2 separate regions of the Homo sapiens genome follow, and region 1 is linked to region 2. The links are chromatin loops, found by intact Hi-C in ENCODE. Cell type or tissue: endothelial cell of umbilical vein. All regions are shown on one strand. Each heading gives the region's core, and the rest is flanking DNA. Links, peaks and the distances in the headings are about the cores only.

Evidence for each region. A loop is a pair of places that touch in the nucleus more often than their neighbours do. Peaks named below come from ENCODE experiments on the same cell type or tissue, not always from the same donor. Only the 100,000 strongest peaks of a DNase experiment are listed, where the experiment ranks them.
Region 1: a loop joins it to region 2, with 4 times the contacts of the local background. A loop is called at or near these places in 3 of 110 quality-filtered maps.

The regions. Positions count from the first base shown.
Region 1 is chr3:43,748,519-43,758,986 of GRCh38, reverse strand. No RefSeq gene overlaps it. Among named protein-coding and RNA genes, the nearest start is that of ABHD5, 63 kb to the right of the region's middle. RefSeq lists an enhancer at 4,543-5,742. In endothelial cell of umbilical vein, for the core only: no CTCF peak of the experiment used is centred there; a DNase peak (open chromatin) is centred at 5,056; H3K27ac peaks cover 1,112 bases.
Region 2 is chr3:44,230,464-44,240,931 of GRCh38, reverse strand. No RefSeq gene overlaps it. Among named protein-coding and RNA genes, the nearest start is that of TOPAZ1, 6.2 kb to the left of the region's middle. In endothelial cell of umbilical vein, for the core only: a CTCF peak has its summit at 4,810 (motif pointing right); a DNase peak (open chromatin) is centred at 4,911; H3K27ac peaks cover 397 bases.

The DNA of each region.
Region 1 (10,468 bases), core at 1,228-9,227, 480 kb after region 2:
TGTGGGCAAGGCAACTTCTTTGGAAGTGGCCGAGGCAGACCGGGCCAGGAAACCTGTGCACTCATTCCACTTCTGTGCCTGCCAGGCTCACACATCCTTCTTCTCATAGCACATTTTTAAAGGATCCTGCATTTACCAAGATCTAAAAGTGCAAACATGCACTTACCCGTGAGAGACACCCACAGTCACAGCTGTGTGACTACACCCAGAGATGACCTTGTTAACCATTTTTCTCAGAGTCCACAATCTCCAGTGGAATCTGTTTCTCCCTGGTTCTGTAACAGTCAAGCCTTGTGTTTCCTCCTCATAATTTTGCAACCTGATTGTAACAACAGTCCTCACTAACACATCCTAAATACAATAATGCAATTCAAGCAAGGCAAGTTCAAAAACACTTTCCATTTGGAAGGGGGTGAGGTTGATAAATCTCCAGAACAGCCCCTTAATCCAGAGCAAACTTCATCCAAGGTTACATGGCAGCATGGGCCCCCTTCCACAGCTGCTACTGAAGGGGAGGATTCTTGTGGATAATCAGGAACATGGTGGGACCAGAGAATTCCACAAGCATCACTGTTGACTTGTCTCTCTGGCACAGGGGGAGTTCTTTGGTCAGCAAACCTGGCTTCCAGATAGGTAGGGCCCATATCTTAGTTCTTCTTTTTTCTTTTTTTTTTTAATTTTGTCTTGGTGCTTTATACACTGTTTCTTATAGTGTTTACTAAGACACAGTCTCTGCCCACAATGAACTTTGGTACATTGTGAAAATATCATGTGCAGAAGATGGAAAAAGTGCAGAGTCTCTGCACTTGGTGTTCAGAATGCAGAAAAGAAAGGAGAATGGCTGAGGTATGAGCTGGTTGCTGCTGGTTGGTGAACAGATGCCATTAACTGGCAAGGAAGAGGCTGGTGTGGACTGCAGAGCTGGTGACACCTTAAGCTTTTTTGCACTTCCAGGGGGCCAAGCAAGGCAGAAGCAGTCATTGTTCTTTTCCCTGTACCTGTCTCCTTCAGGACAGGCACATTTGGCTGAGCACAAATAAGAATCATTTGCAGAAGAGCTCTAAGAGAGGAAGGAGTCCAAAAACCTTTGACCTAGGATTATGACTCTCACTGAAAGTTGTAAGAACTGACCTTTGACCTAGGATTATGACTCTCATGTAAGATGTAAGAACTGAGAGTCATTGCAAAAAGGCTGCAAGATCTCAGATCTGCAGGACTGTGGGCTGTCTCCTCTAAATGCAAAGAACTGGGGCCTAGGTCTCACGAGATAAACATCAGTGATGAGGGCAGTGGGCTGGTGGCGAAAGAGGCAGAGAAAACAGCAGCTCTGGTAACTGCTATTTTAAACACTTTTATTAAAGCAACAAAAGAAGAAGAAGAGGAGGAAGAGGAAGAGGAAGAAGGAGAAGAAGAAGGAAAGAAAGAGTGAGCTCACATAGAAAGCTTAACCTCTATTAAATCTTAGAGGCAGATTAGAAATAATTATAAAATTCGATACGCACAAATGGGAATGCATAGGTTTAAGGAGTGAGTGGATTAATTGCACATGACTCCAAACGTGGGCTAAGGAGGTAGACAAGATGCCTCTTCCTGAGTGTGTGACTTTAAGGAAGCTTCTTAAGACCTCCAACTTCAGTATCCCTGAGGGGAAATCTTTAAATGGAGATAGTGGCACCTACCTCCCAGGGTACTGTGAACATTAAGTAACTATTGCCTAGCAAGCCTTTGGTAGAATGTGTGGCACGTAGTACATGCTCAGTAAAAAGTGATTGACGTTGCTGTTCCATGAACTAGACAGGCTTTAAAGTCAAGTTCCAAAAATATCTGAGTGGTATCCACATCTTCAAAATGAGCAGCCAGCCTCTCAGCATGGAACCCTTTGAAGGAGCCACACTGGCAGGTAGGAACAGCCATGCTGAAGGGCTCAGGGAGCAGGAACCGGGCCACCTGCACAGGGAGGGTTTCCTTCCACTTCAGAGCAGGTAAATGGTTTCACTTCCCATCCAGCTCAGGTAGATTGATGATGGCTACCAGGATTTCAGCCCCAACAAGGATGACAAGGCAAGGGTCCTTCAGGATGGAGTAGCCATGCCTTTCATGGGGACAGGAGAAAGGTGGGTTGACTTAATAGGCTACAGATCCAGAAGTTAAATTTGTGCCATTGTTCGGCATAATCATAGTATTATTTAGTGAGAGTTCACCATGTCTGAGCAGTAATTGTCAGGGTGCTTTACATTTATGTATCATCTTATTTGATCTTACATCAATCCTGTGAAGAGGGTACATTATAATCCCCGTTTTTCACATGGGTCTTACGGACTAAGTCAACTGCTTGAGGTCACTTGTAGCAGATTCAGCCACTGCCCAAGTGTTGTGAACAACAACTCCCATGTGCCTGGCTTCTGTCACTTTTGAGAACAGCTGCCTCTGACTACCAGGGTCTACTTTGCCTACCCACAAGAGTCTGGGGTCCTTGGGAATTTAGGTGTGCCAGGTAAGCCCTGAACCTTAGACTGTTGGGTGCAGGGCTATAAATGTTTCTAGCTCCCTTGCCTTTGACAGGCACACTCAGGTGTGGTCTCCACTGACCCCAGAGCTCCACCAGAATTGAGCCAAGTGGGAGCCTTTCCTCCTCCTTCTATGGGACTGTGTTCGATGCTGCCCCTTTGCACCCTGCCTGGCCTCCTTCCCTTCCTGGCCCCACTCTCCTGTCCCCCTATTGTATTTTCCTAGGAGTATTCTGCAATGAAACACTTTCGTGCAAAGGTTTATCTAGTGGTCTGCTTCTGGGAAAACAGACCTGCGAGGTCACTTGGTTGTAAGTGCCAGAGCCTGAGTTCAACTCAGGTTCACGGTGTAAACTGCCTCAAAGAGAACCACCCCACCAGAACCAGTAATAATAAATGTGCAAAGACGGAAGACCTAAATAGAATTCTCACCAATGCTCGGGGGCCGAGTCCCAAGCAAGGCCTGGCTGTGAAAGCTGTGCCTGCCGACCACCTGAGACTTGAATATCCTGCGTGGAAGCCCTACAGACTCTGGTGTGCCCTCTGCCACATCCCAGCATAATCCTGGTGGAGAAAGTCATTGGAATTTTGGAAGCTAGGAAGGCTTTCCTTAGCCTGGTAATTATTTTTTCTTCCAAACCTCTATGCAAAGAATGTAAGTTAACTGATTAGGCTAAGGCTCTGTGCATCCTGTTGTTCTCTTTTCTGCAGTCATTTGGGTCTTTGTGTATCTTTGATGTGTGTGAATTAACATATTCTGCAGCTCCTCCCACTCACCGAGAGAAGGGGAAAAGATACCAGCCACAGCCCTTGCAGCTGAAACAAAAAACCTGAGCCTGGGTGGAGGCCAGAGGGAGGAGGAGGGCTTTTCTCCCTATCTCACCATTTGGGAGAATTTTCCCTAGAACAGGAAAAATAAAATAGTGTTCTTGTTCATGAATATTGCAGGTAGAAAAGAACACACTCTAGGGTATGCCTGAAACTCCACTCACCTTGTCTCCCTGGAAATGCTGAAGTCCATGAGTCCCAGGAAGGACCTTCACTCAACACTTCCCTAGCCTCCAACTCTCTTCCAACCCAGCCTCACCCCTGCACAGGGAGGTTTTCCTTCTACTTCAAACCATCTTTATATCAAGGGATGGTTTCATCTCTCATCCAGCTCAGGTAGATTGATTTTTTATCAATCCAGAGAATTTTTATGGAAAGAATGTGAAAGTTGCACCTGGGTGAGATGAGCTAGAGATCAGGGGAGGGAAGAGGACATTCTAGATTGGCTTCAGTAAGAGAAGAATGTAGACTCTTTCTTATTTTACTTGGAGGAAATTTTCACTTGCAGAGCTAAAGCCAGGTTCTAAGTTCCTCTTTGCTCATGCCAACTCAGAAGAAAGCACCCCTCAGAGGGGACAATGGCTTCTTCCCACAGCAGGTACCTCTACAGATTTACTTCACTGGTGGAGGTCTGCACCAAGAGCAATGCAAGCAAACTTCAACCAGACAGATCCCTGATCTTGCCTTGCTTACACACGCTGAGTACAGTCCTCTCTCGATATCTGCAGGAGATTGGTTCCAGAACCTCCTTGAAAACTAAAATCTGCAGATTTCTCCTCAAGCCCCTGATAGAAAACAGAGTAGTATTTGCAGATACCTTATATACATCCTCCCCTGTACTTTAAATCATCTCTAAATTACTTATAGTAGTACCTAATACAATGTAAATACTATTTGAAGAGTTGTTACACTCCATTGGTTTTTTATTTGCATTATTTTTTTCCAAATATTTTTCATCCTGGTTGAATTTGTAGATACGGAGCCCATGGACACAGATGGCTAACTGTATTTTGTTTGCTGTTCCCACTCAAGAGAATGGAGCAGAAAGATGAACACAGCTGGGACAATGACAGCAGCATTGCAGAGCTCACGTCAGCCCTGTACTACCTCCTGAGACCTCTCGTTATGGGAGAAGACAAATTCCTTTGTGCTTGCACTACCCTAGCAGGAATGTGTCACACACAGCTAAATGCAATCCCAACTAGGACACTTGGAATATGGCAACTCACAGCTGGGGGCTAACCCATCAATGTGTCTTGTTTGGGCAGCACAGTGTTTTAAGTAATTATACTTCAGACATGGGAAACTTCATTCAAAATCCAGATTTCTGGCTTCTTTGGAAAAGCTAAAAGGTACAGAAAGATTGGGCTTATACTCCCATGAGGCACACAGTCCCCCTGTCACTCCCTCTAATTAAGGGGAGGCTCAGTTGCCCTTTATCATCACACCTGAGCTGATGTTCGCTTGGCCTCCACAGATGTTTGGGTTCATGCCATTTGGGAATGAGCACAGGTTTGTTAGTTGGCCACCTTGGCTCTGTGTCAGTTGTGCAGCACATCTTTGAGCCCCTATTTCTTAATAGATACAACATGTACAAGAAGCGAAGGTGTTGGCTTAAGGGAGAAAATGCCAAAGTACTTAGTATGTTATCTGCTATTTCAAAGAGCCCCCAAGAAATATTAGCTCATTTCCTCTCCTCTGCAGATTTGAGATATCAATTTTCTTGTGATTGAATAACTCAGGAATGTGATGGCTCACATGTGACTTAAATACTACAGCTGTCCCTTCCAGAGGTGACACTGCCAATTTAGTGACTAAGCTCAGCTTCTGACTACTGACTTAAAGGAGGGTGCCCCTGCAGGGTCCCCATCACAGACATTAGAGTTGGATTTTGAACAATTCAGTTCAGTGAACATGGGCCTACCATAACCAAAGGGTCCATTTTCTGGTCTCCCTCTCACCCTGGGACACTTCCCTGTGTCCTTGTCCATCAAGCCCCCTTAGGCTTCCTGAATAATATTCTTCTCCATAGAAACCTTCTCCTGACAGCTACAAAGACTTATTTGCACTGGGAGCCTCTTCTACAGCAGGTAAGGCCAGCAGGCTGAAACCTTCACACCTGGGTGCCTTGGCCGATGTTATTCTCTCTGCAGGAATGCCCTTCTGGTCTTCTTCCGAGAAAAACAAAACAAAACGAAAAACTGCTGATTTGTGCAGGGCACGGTGGCTCACGCCTGTAACCCAGAACTTTGGGAGGCTGAGGTGGGTGGATTGCTTGAGGCCAGGAGTTCAAGACCAGCCTGTCCAACATGGTGAAACCCCATCTCTACTAAAAATACAAAAAATTAGCCAAGTATGGTGGCACACATCTGTAATCTCAGCTACTCAGGAGGCTGAGGCACAAGAATCACTTGAACCTGGGAGGCAGAGATGGCAGTGAGCCGTGATCGCACCACTGCACTCCAGCCTGGGTGACAAAGCAAGACTCTGTCTCAAAACAAAGAAAAAAAAAAAACTGCTGACTTGTTAATGCCAACTCCTACAAAGTTCTGCCTTCACCTCTTAGGCAGAAAGACTTGCTCCTCCTTCAGAGTCTCATTGCCAACTGAGCTCCAGTCACATGACACAGCAGTGAGTCTAGTAGGAAAGACAGTACTTTAATATACCCAGCAACCACTCAGTGTCAGGAGCTTAGAAGGTGTTTAATAAAGAAGATGGAGGTCTGCTCGCTGACTGGCTGGTGGACAGGTGGGCTACTTCTACCTGGCGGCCTACTTCTACCTGGCGGCAGATAGCCAGCAGGGAAGGATTTCCAGGCCAGCCTTACCCTTTACCCTTGCCTTTCTGCCTTCTGAGATCTTCTTTCCCTGAGGCTGGTGGGGCAGAAAGCAGCTGGACAGCTGCCCACATGGGGAGTGGGAGCAGGGGCAGCAGCCCCCCAGAGGTCTGCCTATCACAGGCCCCACCCTGTCCAGGGGCTTTCTGCCTTTGCTGCCTCTCTCTTCCCTCAGAGCCTCACAGCCTCCCTCTGGTGACGAGCTTCCCATTACATGGAGGAGGCATTGCACAGGCGCCCACCTGCTTTCCCCCATCCTCTGAGCTCTGTGTCTCCGTTCTCCCCTCACTCCTGTTCCTGGAGATGGACCTTGCCAGCTATGGGAAACTCCTTTGCCCTAGGTCCCGTATTCCCTCTCGCTCAACAGCTCCAGCAATTCTCCCCAAGCCCTCTGTTGCCCCCACGTCCTTCTCCAGGTGTTGCCTCCTCTGTCATTCCTTTGCATCAGAGTCCTAGGAAGGCTTATGTGCCCTCTCTCTAGCTCTCCTCCTTCCAATCTTTTGTAAATGTACTGAATGGTTGAGAGTATCAGTAAGTTAATGGCAGTCAGCCTGTACCCTGGCCCCTCGCAAGTCCCCAGAAACCTCCCCTTTGCTGGTGCCAAGATGACTCTCAGGCCTTAACTTACACTCCCAACCATTCTGTAAATTTCTCCTTCCTCCTGTCTGATCCTTTCTTCACTTGGCTTCCAGCACCCCACATTCTTGGCCTTCCCCCTCCCACTAGCCAATTACCCCTTCTCACTCTTTCTCTGGTTCCTCCTCATCCCTCTAACATTTACACATAGATGAACCCCCGGAGCTCTGTCTTTGGACCGCTTTTCTTTTCCATTTATAGAGCTCAACTAATCCCATGGATTTAAATGCCGTTTACATGGAGTCTAGTACACTCTTTTTATATATGCAGCTACCTACCAGACATCTCCACTTGGGGGATGTATCTGTCAGGATAAACTAGATTATGATGCAGAACAAACAACTTCAACACCTCACTGGCTTAAAATAACAAAGGCGCGTTTCTTGTTCGTGCTACCCGTCCACCACAGGGCAGCTGGGGCTTCTGTGAATTCTTATCATTCAGGGGTCCCCAGGCTGATGGAGGCTCCACTTATCAGCAGCCATCTCAACATGAAGCACTCTCCTAGCCCTCAACACACAGCAAACATGTCTAGCTAGTCTCCTCTCTGCCATGACCTTAGGTAATTTTCAGAAAGGATACATACATACATGCACAAATAAATGTCTACTTCATAAACCTCACATACAACAATGCTCACCCATAAACAACATAATTAACAAAATTTTCACAGCCTCCTCCACCTAAGATGGAATTATAACAAAGTCTTGTGGGCCTCCAGCAAAAGAAGGTTTTTCTCCAGGGAGGTGCTCATAATGTTTAACAACCAGCTCTCTCAGAAACCAAAAAAAACCCCGATTTATATTGTTTGCCAATTACCATAGTGTAAATACCCCCACCATGGCCAATTTCAAGTCAACATGAGTTTAACACCCAGCTCTCAAATTTACTGAAAATGTAACCATTGGCTTTTGTGAGCTGGTCTGAGCCAGCCACTGGTTTCATCCCAAACTTTTCTTTACCACATCCCTTGATTTACTCTCCAGAAAAAAAAGAAAAAAAGAGCAAAGAGAGGAAATATATGCCAGGCACTGCAACAACACTGTGTGCATTATTTAAGACCAGTGTTAGTTAGTATATTGTTTCCACTGCTTTAACAAAAAGACTCAAAATCACTTGTACACCAATGCTCATAGCAGCATTATTCACAGTAGCCAAAAATGTGGAAACAACCCAAGTGTCCATTGACCAATGAATGGATAAGCAAATGTGATACATTCATACAATGGAATATTATTCAGCCTTAAAAAGGAAAGTGATTCTGACACATGCTACAACATGGGTGAACCATGAAGGCATCACGCTAAATGAAAGAAGCCAGTCACAAAAGACAAAAATTGTATGATTCCACTTGTATGTACCTAGAATAGTCAAATTCATAGAGACAGAAAGTAAGATAGGGATTATCTGGGGCTGGAAGAGGGTAAAATATGGAGTTGTTATTTAATGGATACAGAGTTTCTGTTTGAGATGGGAAAAACCTATTCTGGAAACAGATCATGATGATGGTCACACAACATTGTAAATGTACTTAGTTCTACTGAATTGCATGCTTAAAAATTGCTTAAAATGGTAAATTCTGTGTTATGCATATTTCACTACAATACAAAAATGAAAAAAAAAACTCAAAATTATGAAGGCTTAATACCATTTCTGCCACTTATAAAAAGCTGAGTAGGTAGACCAGGGCTGGTAAGGTAACCGCATGATTATCAGACCAAGGCTCCTAGTACCTGGTTCCTCTGCCACTCAGCATGAGGCTTCTCCCTCATGGTCCAGATGGCAACTTCTCTTTTGTTGTTGTTGTTTTTTTTTTTTTGAGACGGAGTCTCCCTCTGTCACCCAGGCTGGAGTGCAGTGGCACGATCTCGGCTTACTGCAGCCTCCGCCTCCTGGATTCGAGCAATTCTCCTGCCTCAGCCTCCTGAGTAGCCGGGACTAGCGGTGCTCACCACCATGCCTGGCTAATTTTTGTATTTTTAGTAGAGACAAGGTTTCACCATGTTGGCCAGGCTGTTCTCAAACTCATGACCTCAAGTGATCCTCCTGCCCTGGCCTCCCAAAGTGCTGGGATTACAGGCATGAACCACCGTGCCCGGCCCAGATAGCAGCTTCTACTCCTAGAATCACATCAGCATTCCAGCCAGCAGAAAGAGAGAACACTGGAAAGGGAAGCATGTTCTTACCTTTCAAGGGTATGGCCTGGGTATTGCACACATCACTTCCACTTTTATCCCAATAAGCAGAATTTATTTATTTATCTAATTAGCCAGGCATGGTGGTGCATGCCTGTGGTCCCAGCTACTTGGGAGGCTGAGGTGGGGGAGTCTCTTGAGCCCAGGAGGTGGAAGGTACATTGAGCCAAGATCATACGATTGCACTCCAGCCTGGGTGAAAGAATGAGACCCCATCTCAAAAAAAAAAAAAAAAAAAAAAAAAGAACTTCTTTCTCTAGCTGCCATAGAGGCTGGGAAGCACAGTCTTCAATCCACACAGTATTTGTTCAGCTAAAAATTCTACTGCTCTGTAAATGGTGGGGGGGGGGTGGGGGAGGCATAGATATTGGGATATAGTTAACAATCCCTATCAAAAGCATAGTAACCCTATGAAGTAACTCCTATTACCCCATTTTAGAGATTGAGAGACCAAGGCTCAGACTAGTTAAGTAACTCACCCAACGTCATTCTAAGTGAATGGCAGACTTGAAAAACCCTTTCCACTACATTATGCTCACTCCCTCCAGGAAGTAAAGTTCATCTGCAGTTCCCTCGGAGACACTGCGAGAGAGAGGGTAGGCTGGGAGCAGAGGGTGGAGGTAAGGGAAGCCACACTGTAGCTGAGCCCACAGACTCACCCCTTGTGGCATTTAGGATGATAGATATGAGGGGACATGGAGTTGCTGAGTGGCTGGAGTGCAGTGCCGTAGGCTCATCACTGGCCCGTGAAAGTCACTTATTAAATGATCAGAAACGTTGTGAACCAGTGGTTAAACACAGCCATTGTAAAATTAAATTTCATAAACTTACAATTAAATAAATTATATTAAAAACAAAGGTAATAAATACCCAAACTCATCACTTCTTAATTATTTTACTGCGTCTTACTGTCTTCTATGCTCTTAAGGGTCTGGTATCTATTGTGTCTTGATGGTGGAATCCTCCCTGATGGGGGCTACTGCCCAGCTCCTCCTTACTCTGTGCTCAGTGACGTCTCCTGGATAGCCTGATATCAGCTGTGGGGGAAATGTTTACAACACAGAAATCAGCAGAGACTACAGAACAGAGGCTTCAGCCACTTCCTAGCACAAGACTGCATACGCATATACAGGCGGTATAACCGGGATCACTGAGGAGCCTGCAGGTTGGGCTGAGTAGAGAAGGCCTGCGCTCCTTTCTCTGACTGGCTCCCCATCCCTCTTCTCTCCTGCATTCTGACCTCTGTTAATAAAAAGACCTCACTTTATCTTTAAGAGAATTTCTGATACACAAAGTGTTCAGGGATTGAAGTAGACAAATAATTTGGGTTAATGTGCATATCCCTGTTGTCACGTGGTCCTTGGTAGAGGGCTTGTGGGGGGTCCACTGTGGCTCCCAAGCCCCCTCCACCCTACCACAAGCTGCTGCGCAGGTGGAGCGTCCCCACTTTTCCCAGAAGGTGAAGC
Region 2 (10,468 bases), core at 953-8,952:
ATAGCAACACAAAATAACGGTCTATAGAAATCCAAATTCTGTCCAATAGAAGTTTAATTGACTTCCCATTTTCACTGTGGAAGAAGCTAGTTTTGCCTCCATTTCCACATTCACTTCATTCCTGGTCTAGAATGTTTGTTGTTTGGACTTACCCTTTGAACCAATGTTTATAAAATCTGCCTGATGGGAGAATATAATCTTTAATACATGTTCATCCATGACAGCCATTATTTTCTCTTTTTTGAAAATTATCTCTTATCACCACACATAGCCTGCCCATAAGCCACGTTGGACTACTACCTGAAGTTCCCCAGATTTCATATACTTTTGTTATGCTTGTGCTTCTGTACCTGACAGTCCTGGAAAGTCTTCCTTTGCTTGTCTGCCTGGTAAACTACATATTTCCCCTTCAAGATTCATGCAAGGATCACCCATCAAGGAAGCCTTCCTGCAACTGTTCTTGCACTTTGAGGGGTAAAGTGTTCCTTCCTGTCTGCGAACACACAGTTCAACTATTTACTTGTGTGTCTCCCTTAGTAGCTTCCTTCCAACCAAGTGCAGATACCTTCCATTAATCTTTGCTTTCTGTGTGTTTAAAGAAGGACCTGGTGAATTTGAATACAATGCATTAAAGAATGGTAGGTATGATGCATAGAGTGTGACTAATATGGCAGTTTGGATGAGAAGCTCAGGTCAAGTATTCTGAGGAGCTTTTATAAAATAGAACTTAAGTAAAAGAGGTGTAAAAGATACAGAAATTATCCTTGTTTCTTTCTCTTTGTAAGTACCCTTAGTAAAAGGAAAATCAGTTTAAGACTAGCAGAATTTATAAAAAGTTATCATAAGCACTTCAGGCTCATTCCACATTCACTTTATGCCTCACTTTATATATCACTTTCCTCATCTGTAAAATGAAATAGTGTGTCCTCAGAGTTCTCATGAGAATTAGATGTGCCAATATTTGTAAAGCAGTTAGAATAATGCCTAGTTGATTATAAACATTAAATAGATTTGTTAAGTAAAAACTTCAACACACACACACACACACACACACACACACACACACACACACACTCTCTCTCTCTGAGTCAGAGTCTCACTCTGTCACCCAGGCAGGAGTGCAGTGGTGTGAACACAGCTCACTGCAGCCTTGATCTCCTGGGCCCAAGTGATGCTCCCACCGTAGCCTCAGGAGTAGCTGGGACTACAGGTGTGCATCACCACACCCAGCTCATTTTTTTTTTAATAGAGATAGAGTCTCCCTATGTTGCCCAAGCAGGCCTTGAACTCCTGGCCTACAGTGATTCTCCCACCTCAGCCTTCCAAAGTGCAGGGATTATAGGTGTGAGCCACCAGACCTGGCCTCAATATATATTAAAAGGTAGACTCTATAGAATTCTGACATTTACTACCTTCAAAATAAACATTGCTACTAGGATGTTAGTAAAATAAAGATAAAAATTCAAGAGTCCGGCCTCTGGTCTGAACCTGGAGCCCACTGGCAGGCACCCACTGCCTTCGGCCCACTTTAAGGACAGATGGTGTTAAAGTTGGTTATAGGCCCAGGAATTTGAAACTTTTATGACCCATAACTGTCAAACAATTTGTAGAACAGGAATGAGAAGAACTTAGTAGCATAGGAAATTCCAAAATCAAGTGCAGTCGTCCCTCCCTATCTGTGGGTTCTGCATCTGCAGATTCAACCAACTGTATAACAAAAATATTTGGAAAAAAAAAGAATAAAAATACAAAATTAAAAAACAATGTAACAATTATTTACATTGTATGAGGTATTGTAAGTAATGTAGAGATGATTTAAAGTATACAGAAGGATGTGGGTAGGTTATATGTAAATACTATGACATTTTATGTAAGGAACTGAATCACAGATTTTAGTATTGAGAGAGGTCCTGGAATCAACCGTCTGTGGACATTGAGGAAGGACTGTATACTTAGGGTTCTGCATAGTAAAATTTTAGTCTTTATTACAGCTTTTAAAATCCTCACACCAAACTGCTTTCAAATGGAAAACTTGAGGTTAGATGTCTTTATAAAAAGTTTCCATTGGATCTTCTGTTCTATTCTGTGAAATGATTATCATAATTTTACTTATTATGCATGGCAATATCTGGAGAGGGAAGGCATTATCATTTATCAAAAAAGACTGTCTTCCTAGTGGGAGACCTCACATACTTGGGAAACCAGAACATGGAGCAGAATGTTTACTCATAGCTATTGGGTTGCATCTCAGCCCACACAGAGATGACCTTCTATGGGTGCCTAAGAGTCCCTTCTCTTCTAGTCCTTTCCCTTTTCCTTTTCTACCCATGTGCTCTTGTCCCTGCATCCTGGCTGACAATATTGCCCAGCCCTTGAAGTCAACCTCAGGGTCACCACTTCTCCAATGTCCTAGTTCTATCCAGAAAAGAGGACAGCAGAGCTACATTCTCTGCATTCCACAACTCTAAGTTGTAGATTATTGATCCTCTGGACTAGCTACATAATTTATGGGCCCCAGTACAAAATGAAAACTCACACAGCCCTTTGTTCAAAAATTAAAAAGTTTCCCCATTTCTTTGGGTCTTCATTTCTAAAGGCTTCTGTGTCATGTAAAACTTAAGGAAGTTTGTGAGCTTTCAGCCAGGCGTGGTGGCTCACACCTGCAATCCCAGCACTTTGGGAGGCTGAAGCAGGAGGATCGCTTGAGCCTAGGTGTTCAAGACAAGCCTGGGCAACACAGTGAGACCCTGTCTCAAAAAAGAAAAAAAATTAAAAACTTTCAAGACAGTGACAGCAGAACATTAAACCAAGTATGGAACCCTGTGCAGCTACACAGGCCATGTCCCCATAAAGCTGACCTTGTAGATTCATGTTCTATTTATACAAACATCTATAAGACTAACAGTCCTCTCTATTGCTAATATTTGTCAACTCTAACATCATAACTTCTATCCTTTATTATGCCAGTCCTTGGCCAGTTTGCAGTTAGAGCAATTCCATACCCTTTTTCTGCCCTGCTATGACTTGCAGGGGCCAGCTCCTGAATCTGCATTTTCCACATTCCTGGGTCAGCTGGCTTTGAGTGAGACTCGACCAATAGAGAACCCTGGCAGAATAAAGAAGGGAGAGTTTTCCCACATTGCTTTCTGCCTTGAACTGCCTAGCAGACCACTGGTACATCTCCCCTGGGGCTCCATTTCTTGCTGGAGGGGCTCTCTGTGGGGGCAGCTTCGGCTATGTGCCTTGAGGTCCCTTTGCCGCTCCAGCCTAGAAGTGGTAGTTGCTTTCTGCTGTTATTAATATCTGGGCACCACAAACCTCATTTGATTTCTCAGTTCTTCTATCCCATTCTCTGAAGTACATGCCTGTTTTGTTGGGAGTGATGAGGTTCAGAACATGCTACCCCAAAATATGGCACCTTGGCATTTGAGAAAACAGCAGAAGCAAGGTCACTTTCACCCTCCCCTGCCCTTTTGCCCTGAAACAGGCCATAAAATCCAGCTGACTTTTTCCTGAAGTAGGCCATAGACCCTCATTCCAGAGGTGCCCTTCCTATTCCTGGAAGAAAGCAATATCCTTATCTCTGAAGACACAGGGACACAGAGAAGAACGTGAACAAACAAGTCTTGCTAAGCTCTCCCCAGTTTATTACCATTAGATCACACCCCCTTTGTCCAATTATACTTCTGTACAACTGTCCACTCTTTAAGCATAAAAATACGCAAGTTTCACCATTTCTTTGAGTCTTCATTTCTGAAGGCTCCTGTGTCATGTAAAACTTAAATTTGTGAGCTTTTCTCTTGTTAGTATGTTTTTATTATAGGTGCCTCAGTCATGTACCTAGTGATGATTATGAAAATAATTATCTTCTCCCCTATGGAAGGAAATATTTTTTCATCCTTCGATTTGGGTCCAGTGTTTGGGGGTCTGCAAATTAACTGACAGTAGACATATTAATAGGAGAAAAGACAAAATTTGTGTAGTCACTCTGGATCCTTTAGATGAAACGGCTACTCAATCAGCCAAAGATAGTTTATATATCCACTGAATAAGGAGAAAGGAGGGGGAGAAAGGGCTTCTATGGAAGAACGAGTGGAAAGTTTGGTTCAGATGAAGTTTAAGCAATTACTAATTCCATTGATAATAGTCTTTTTTTCCGGCTGTAAATCATTCAGAGAGGGAATTATGGTGGCTGGTATTTTCTGGGAGGTCCTGCTTAACTCAGCAAAAGAAGTTTAGATAAGGTCCGCCCGCCTCCTGCCCTCATGGCTGCTGTTTGTTCAGATGGTTTTAGCTTAAAATAATCTTTATGCCACTGAGGGGCATTTTAGATTCCTACAGTTTAAAATACTTAATTTCTTTTTTCCTGGTAAGAGAGCCCCCTCTGTAGCTAAAGGAAGCTGGAAGAAACAGTGTGAAAGCAAAGACTTGTTCAGTCACAGTGGCAGAAGATGTTCTTTCACTGTCTTGAAATTGGCGTTTAAATAATGCAAGAATAAATTTTGTGTTCTCCCAAAACATGGTCACTTATCTTTTCTGCTAAACATTCCCCACATTTTCTCCAAGTTTGGCTTCTTATTCAATTTCTGATTGTAAATCATCTGCCTAGGAATATTATCCAATCCAATGTTCAGCAGACAATAACATATCGGTATCTCTCAAATGTTAAAAAAAATTAGTGATCCTATTTTACCTTGGAGAAAAATGAAAGGTTTCAAAACCTGCCACTTGTCTCAAGTAATTTTACGTCTTGAAGTCCAGACTTCGGAATCTCAATTAACTTTGTATCCACTAGAGGGCCCCAGATCAGAGCCGCCAACGATGACTCACCCTCTTTCCTCAGGCTGCAGGAACTCCAGGCTCTTTAATCTTAAGAGCCTCTCTGATTGTGTCATTGAGTCGGAAGAACTCAATTACTCAATGTAATAAGTCCAAAATGGAACACAATAGGAATCTGTGAGCAGAATAGGACCTTGAAATAATCTAGTCTAACCTCTCCGTTTTGCTCCTGAGAGGCAAGAGCAGCTAAGTAATTTAAAAACGCGGTGAATTAATCATTTCCTAAGCGTTTCCTCTTGGTTGCTGCCTAGCCGCCTGTGCTTCCAAACTGACCATTCTCCAGGAGGCAAGAACCTCTGGTCTGAGAGAGACGGAAGCAAGCTTATTCTACTGCTTCTGCACCCGCCCCACACCTAAGAATGCCTAAGGTGGATGTGCCCATACTCTGGCATCTCTGGAAAGGATCTTGTAATATTTATCCCTCTCAAATTTTCAAGTTGGGGCCGGGTATGGCGGCTCAGGCTTGTAATCCCAGTACTTTGGGAGGCTAAGACGGGTAAATCACTTGAGGTCAAAAGTTCCAGACCAGCTTGGCCAACATGGTGAAACCCCATCTCTACTAAAAATATGAAAATTAGGCCGAGTGTGGTGGCTCACTCCTATAATCCCAGCACTTTGGGAGGCTGAGGCAGGTGGATCACTTGAGGTCAGGAGTTCGAGACCAGCCTGGCCAACATGGTGAAACCCCACCTCTATTAAAAATACAAAAATTAGCTGGGCATGGTGGTGCACGCCTGTAGTCCCAGCTACTAGGAAGGCTGAGGCAGGAGAATAGCTTGAATCTGGGAGACGGAGGTTGCAGTGAGCCGAGATGGCGCCACTGCACTCTAGCCTGGGCGACAGGGCGAGACTCCATCTCAAAAAAAAAAAAAAAAAAAATTCAAGTTGGATTAGGGCCATCATTTCAGTGTATTATTTTGTTTGTTTGTGGAGGAGTAAATAAAGCTAGAAAAGATGAGGTATGGGGTAGTGGGGTGTTCCAAAGAGTGGCGTGTTCCAAAGAGTGGTGTGTTCCAACAGGAGATCACAGAATGTTTGACCCTGAGGCCAGCCTCTTCTCAGGAGGGGCTGTATATTGAGCCAAAGTTCAGGGACCTGGAGGAAGGAGAGAAGCTGAACCAAAGTGTGAAACATGCATTTTGTTCCAATTGGTCAGTGGGGACAAGTAGTTCAGCTAATGATTTATGAAGCAGAGTAAGATTGGTGTCTGGCCTCGTCATAGATAATTAAGGTGAGTATCTGTGAGTCTTATCTCAGTTACATGGGGAAAGGTGGTTCTTTGCAGTAAGCTGTTTCTTGGAACATAAGGGCAGGGAGATATCTTATCCTTCCCTTTTCCAGGGTCACAGGGCACAAGTAAAATTCAATATTGCTACCACTCTACAATGGAAGTTCCCTCCCATGCACTTTTCCGGTTTGATTTTCCTCACGACAGTGCCATATAGTGTACTTGCTCATTTTCAGTCTTCCCCAACCCTTAGCTAGAACAGGGCCTTTTTTCATGCCCTGCTATATCTCTATTAATGAAAACAGTGCCTGGCACACAGGTGCCAAGTAAACATTTGTTGGCTGCGTGGGGCCTGTAATTTTTTTGGAGGGGTTGTGGAATAGCAGGACTGTCAGGGTCATGGCTCAGGAAGCTGATCTGGAAGGAATGTGCAGCATTGTAGGAGGAAACCAACTTCCTTGGGGAACCCTCTCCACAGTCCACGTGGGAAGGATGAGGACTGTGATAGAGTGAAACACTGACAAATGAGGTTACAGATTCAAGGGATCCTTAGGAAGAAAAATTTCTCTTTGAGAGCCAAGATAGTCTTATTTCAATCTCTTAAAAATTGATAAATAATAATTGCACGTACTTATGGGGTACAATGTGATGTTTTGACATATGTATACATTGCAGAATGATTAAGTTAAATCAAGCTAATGAACATATCCATCGCCTGATATATTTCTTTTTGTGGTATGAAATCTATCTTAGCAATTTTGAAATATACATTATTACTAACTATAGTCACCATGCAGTGCAAAAGATCTAAAAAACTTGCTCCTCTTAACTAAAACTTGGCACTCTTTGACCAGCATCTCTCCATCACCAACCCCCTAGCCCACCATTCTAATCTTTGCTTCTGTGAGTTTGACTTAAAAAAAAAAAGATTCCACATATAAATGAGATCGTGTGGTATTTGTCTTTCAAGAGTGTCATATTGATCTCTCTTCTCTCAGCACCTAGCATGATGCCTTGCCACTGGTCAGTCCTTAAAAATAAATGTCATGATGTCTCCATGGATATTCAGAGGAGTGTTGGGAAGAGTTTGTATATATCTATATTGAAGAACATCAAGACTGAAAACAAGAGCAAATGTGCATCTTAAAAAGGGTATAAAAAGGAAAGAATTCCCAGCCCTGGCATTGTCTTCAATACTTACTTTCCTTTGAAGGAGAACTGTATTGACAGAAGAACATCACATATTTGGTGGCACCAAAGAGCTAGATTGCTTTCTTCTGTTTCTCTAAGATCTATCTTTCAATAGCCACTGCCCATGTAGCCACCCCTTATCCCCACAGCCTGGTCAAAAGCACTGACACTATCAGGCAACTTATAGTCCTAGGCCTCACTTGTCACCCCTCAGGATATATGCCTTCAACAGTAATGGTTGTCTTAGACTTGGCACACATGGAAGCAGTGTAGACCGTGGGCTCTGGTGCCAAACAGCCTGGGTTCAAATTCTGGCTCCAGCATTTACCAGCCCTGTGACCTTGGGCTAGGTATATAATCTTTATGCCCTAGTTTCCTCCTCAGTAATAGTAATACTTAACTCATCCAATTGTCCTGAAGATTAAATGTCAATGTAATAATGCTTGGCATGAAGAAAGCACTAAATGAAGCGTTAGCTTTAGGAAATCCTCTTTTAATAATTGTACTGTGTATCTCCAGTTTACTAGTGAAGTTCTATTTATATTCAGCACTCTGATCCATGTCCATGCCAAGAGATTCAGCAAAGGGCTGAGAGAAAACACTGTCTTGTATGCATTAGTTTCTAAGATTTTACATGATATGCCAGCATTCATATCTTGACACACTGTAGAATGCATACCTGCACCCCCGACCCCAGCCCCCAACAACATTCCCTGGTCCTTTTCTCTTATCTAATTCACAGTCTCTGGTATGGACTTTTTGCATGAAACACAAGGCGTAAGTCAATGGATGCTGACTTGGTGGGAGGGGGAGCTTCCTATTTCTCAACGCTTAAAACCTGGAACACCCAGTGATGTCAGAAATTTGTCCTTTCAGTCAACATATACTTATGAAGCAGCTATTATGTTCTACATCCTGTGCCCAACCTAACCCTTAATGCAACATAGTTCAGTAAAGAAAACAGATGACAAATAACTTCACGAGGTTCCCTTCCACATAGAGTTGAAAAGAGGGCTTGCAGGCTGATCCAGCACTTTTTCTCACATACTGCCTGGCACCTATTGATATAGTGTGGCTTTGGTTTATCCAGGAAGTGGCTAAGCCAGCATTAGGTTGAAAAGGGTTACATGTTCATGAGGCAATTCAAACTGTACAGAGGCACATAAATTAAATTAAAAAGTGAAAGTCTTTCCTCCAATAGCTTTTCCCAGAGGTAACCACTCTTAGGTTGGGTGTCCACTTCTCCAGATTTTCTATAGATGTACAATTAACATATATATATGAAACATGTACAATATTTTGTTTGGATATAAACTTTCCTCAAAACAAAGCAGTTTCTATTGTTGCTCAACTTGTCTGAATTTATTTTTCCCCCAATATATTTTGTGGTTTTTTTTTCAGATATTGATTTACAAAGTTTTCATAGAAATTGTAGCCCTCTCTTCCATGACCCAAGCAAATACTATGTGGAATAGTGCTATGTAAATAAAGATTTTTGATAACCAAGGGAACGGAAGGAGCAGGGAAGATATACAACATTTTTACTATTTTTCTCATTGCAGGGACGACTAATTAAAAAGTTAGAAATAAAATTAAAATATGATTAAGTTTGAATTCATACTTAATGATTGTGTTCCTGTGTTCCTGATAGTTCAATTTTCAGTTTTATCCATTTTTATTATTAATTGTTTAGGATTCCTATATCTTCCTAAGAATTTGCCATTTTATCTTTATGAAACATCCCTCTATTTCTGGCAATACTCTCTGCCTCGATACTACTTAGATTCCTTTTTTTTTTTTTTTTTTGAGGTGCAGTCTCGCCCTGTCACCCAGGCTGGAGTGCAATGGCGCAATCTCGGCTCACTGCAACCTCTGCGTCCCAGGTTCAAACGATTCTCCTGCCTCAGCCTCCCTAGTAGCTGGGATTACAGGCATGTGCCACCATGTCCAACTAATTTTTGTATTTTTTAGTAAAGATGGGGTTTCACCATGTTGGTCAGGCTGGTCTCGAACTCCTGACCTCGTGATCTGCCCACCTTGGCCTCCCAAAGTACTGGGATTACAGGCGTGAGCCATCTACTTAGATTCTTAAAAATAGCCCCCTGGCATTCTTACGGTTAGTGTTGGTATATAGTTTATCTTTTGTTATATTTGTTTCTGTCATTTCCCTTTAACCTGTCTGTAGGCCTCATGTAATAACATATAGTTGGGTGTTGCTATTTTTTTTACCTAGTTTGACATTCTCTTAATTTAATCTCTTGAGGATTTAGCCTTTAGGCTTTATTTATTTATTTATTTTTAGATGGAGTCTTGCTCTGTCATCCAGGCTGGAGTGCAGTTGCCCAGTCTCAGCTCACTGCAACCTCTGCCTTCCAAGTTGAAGCAATTCTCCTGTCTCAGCCTCCGGAGTAGCTGGGATTACAGGCATGTGCCACCATGTCCAGCTAATTTTTGTATTTTTAGTAGAGACAGGGTTTCACCATGTTGGCCAGGCTGGTCTCGAACTCCTGACCTCAAATGATCCGCCCACCTCAGCCTCCCAAAGTGCTGGGATTACAGGTGTGAGCCACTGTGCCCGGCCTTAGCCATTAATATTTAAAGTAATTACTGATATGGTTGGATTAAATCTACTGTCTTGCTGTTTGCTTTCTGTTTTTCCCATCTGTTCTTTTGTCTCCCTTTCCTGACTTAAAAATTTTTTTTAGGAATTTAGATATATTTTATTATTTTATATCCTTTTTGCTGGCAGTGGTGGAGGGGTTAAACAGTAACCTGTTGTTTTTAGTAACTAGAAATTATATGTATCCTTAACTCATTACATCTGCCTTAAATTGGTACTTTACCATTTCCTGAATCATATAAGAACCTTTAACAATGTAATTCCGCTTACCATCTCTTGCTCTTTATGACATTGTCATATTTTACTTATACATGTTATAACCCCTTAGAATGCATTGTTGTTATTGTTGCTGTAAATAGTTAGCAATCTTTTATAACATTTTAAACAGTCATTTATATTTGCCCATTTATATTTCTTAAGATTTCTTGCAGTGAGAGTACATGGGGGGAGAAATTCTTGTTGTTTTATTTGTTGAAGAATGTCTTTATTCCACTTTGTTTTATAGAATATGCTTTCATTGGAGATAGAATTACAGGCTAGCTTTTATTTTATTTCTTTCCCCTTTAGGCACTTTAAAGAAATAGTTCCAT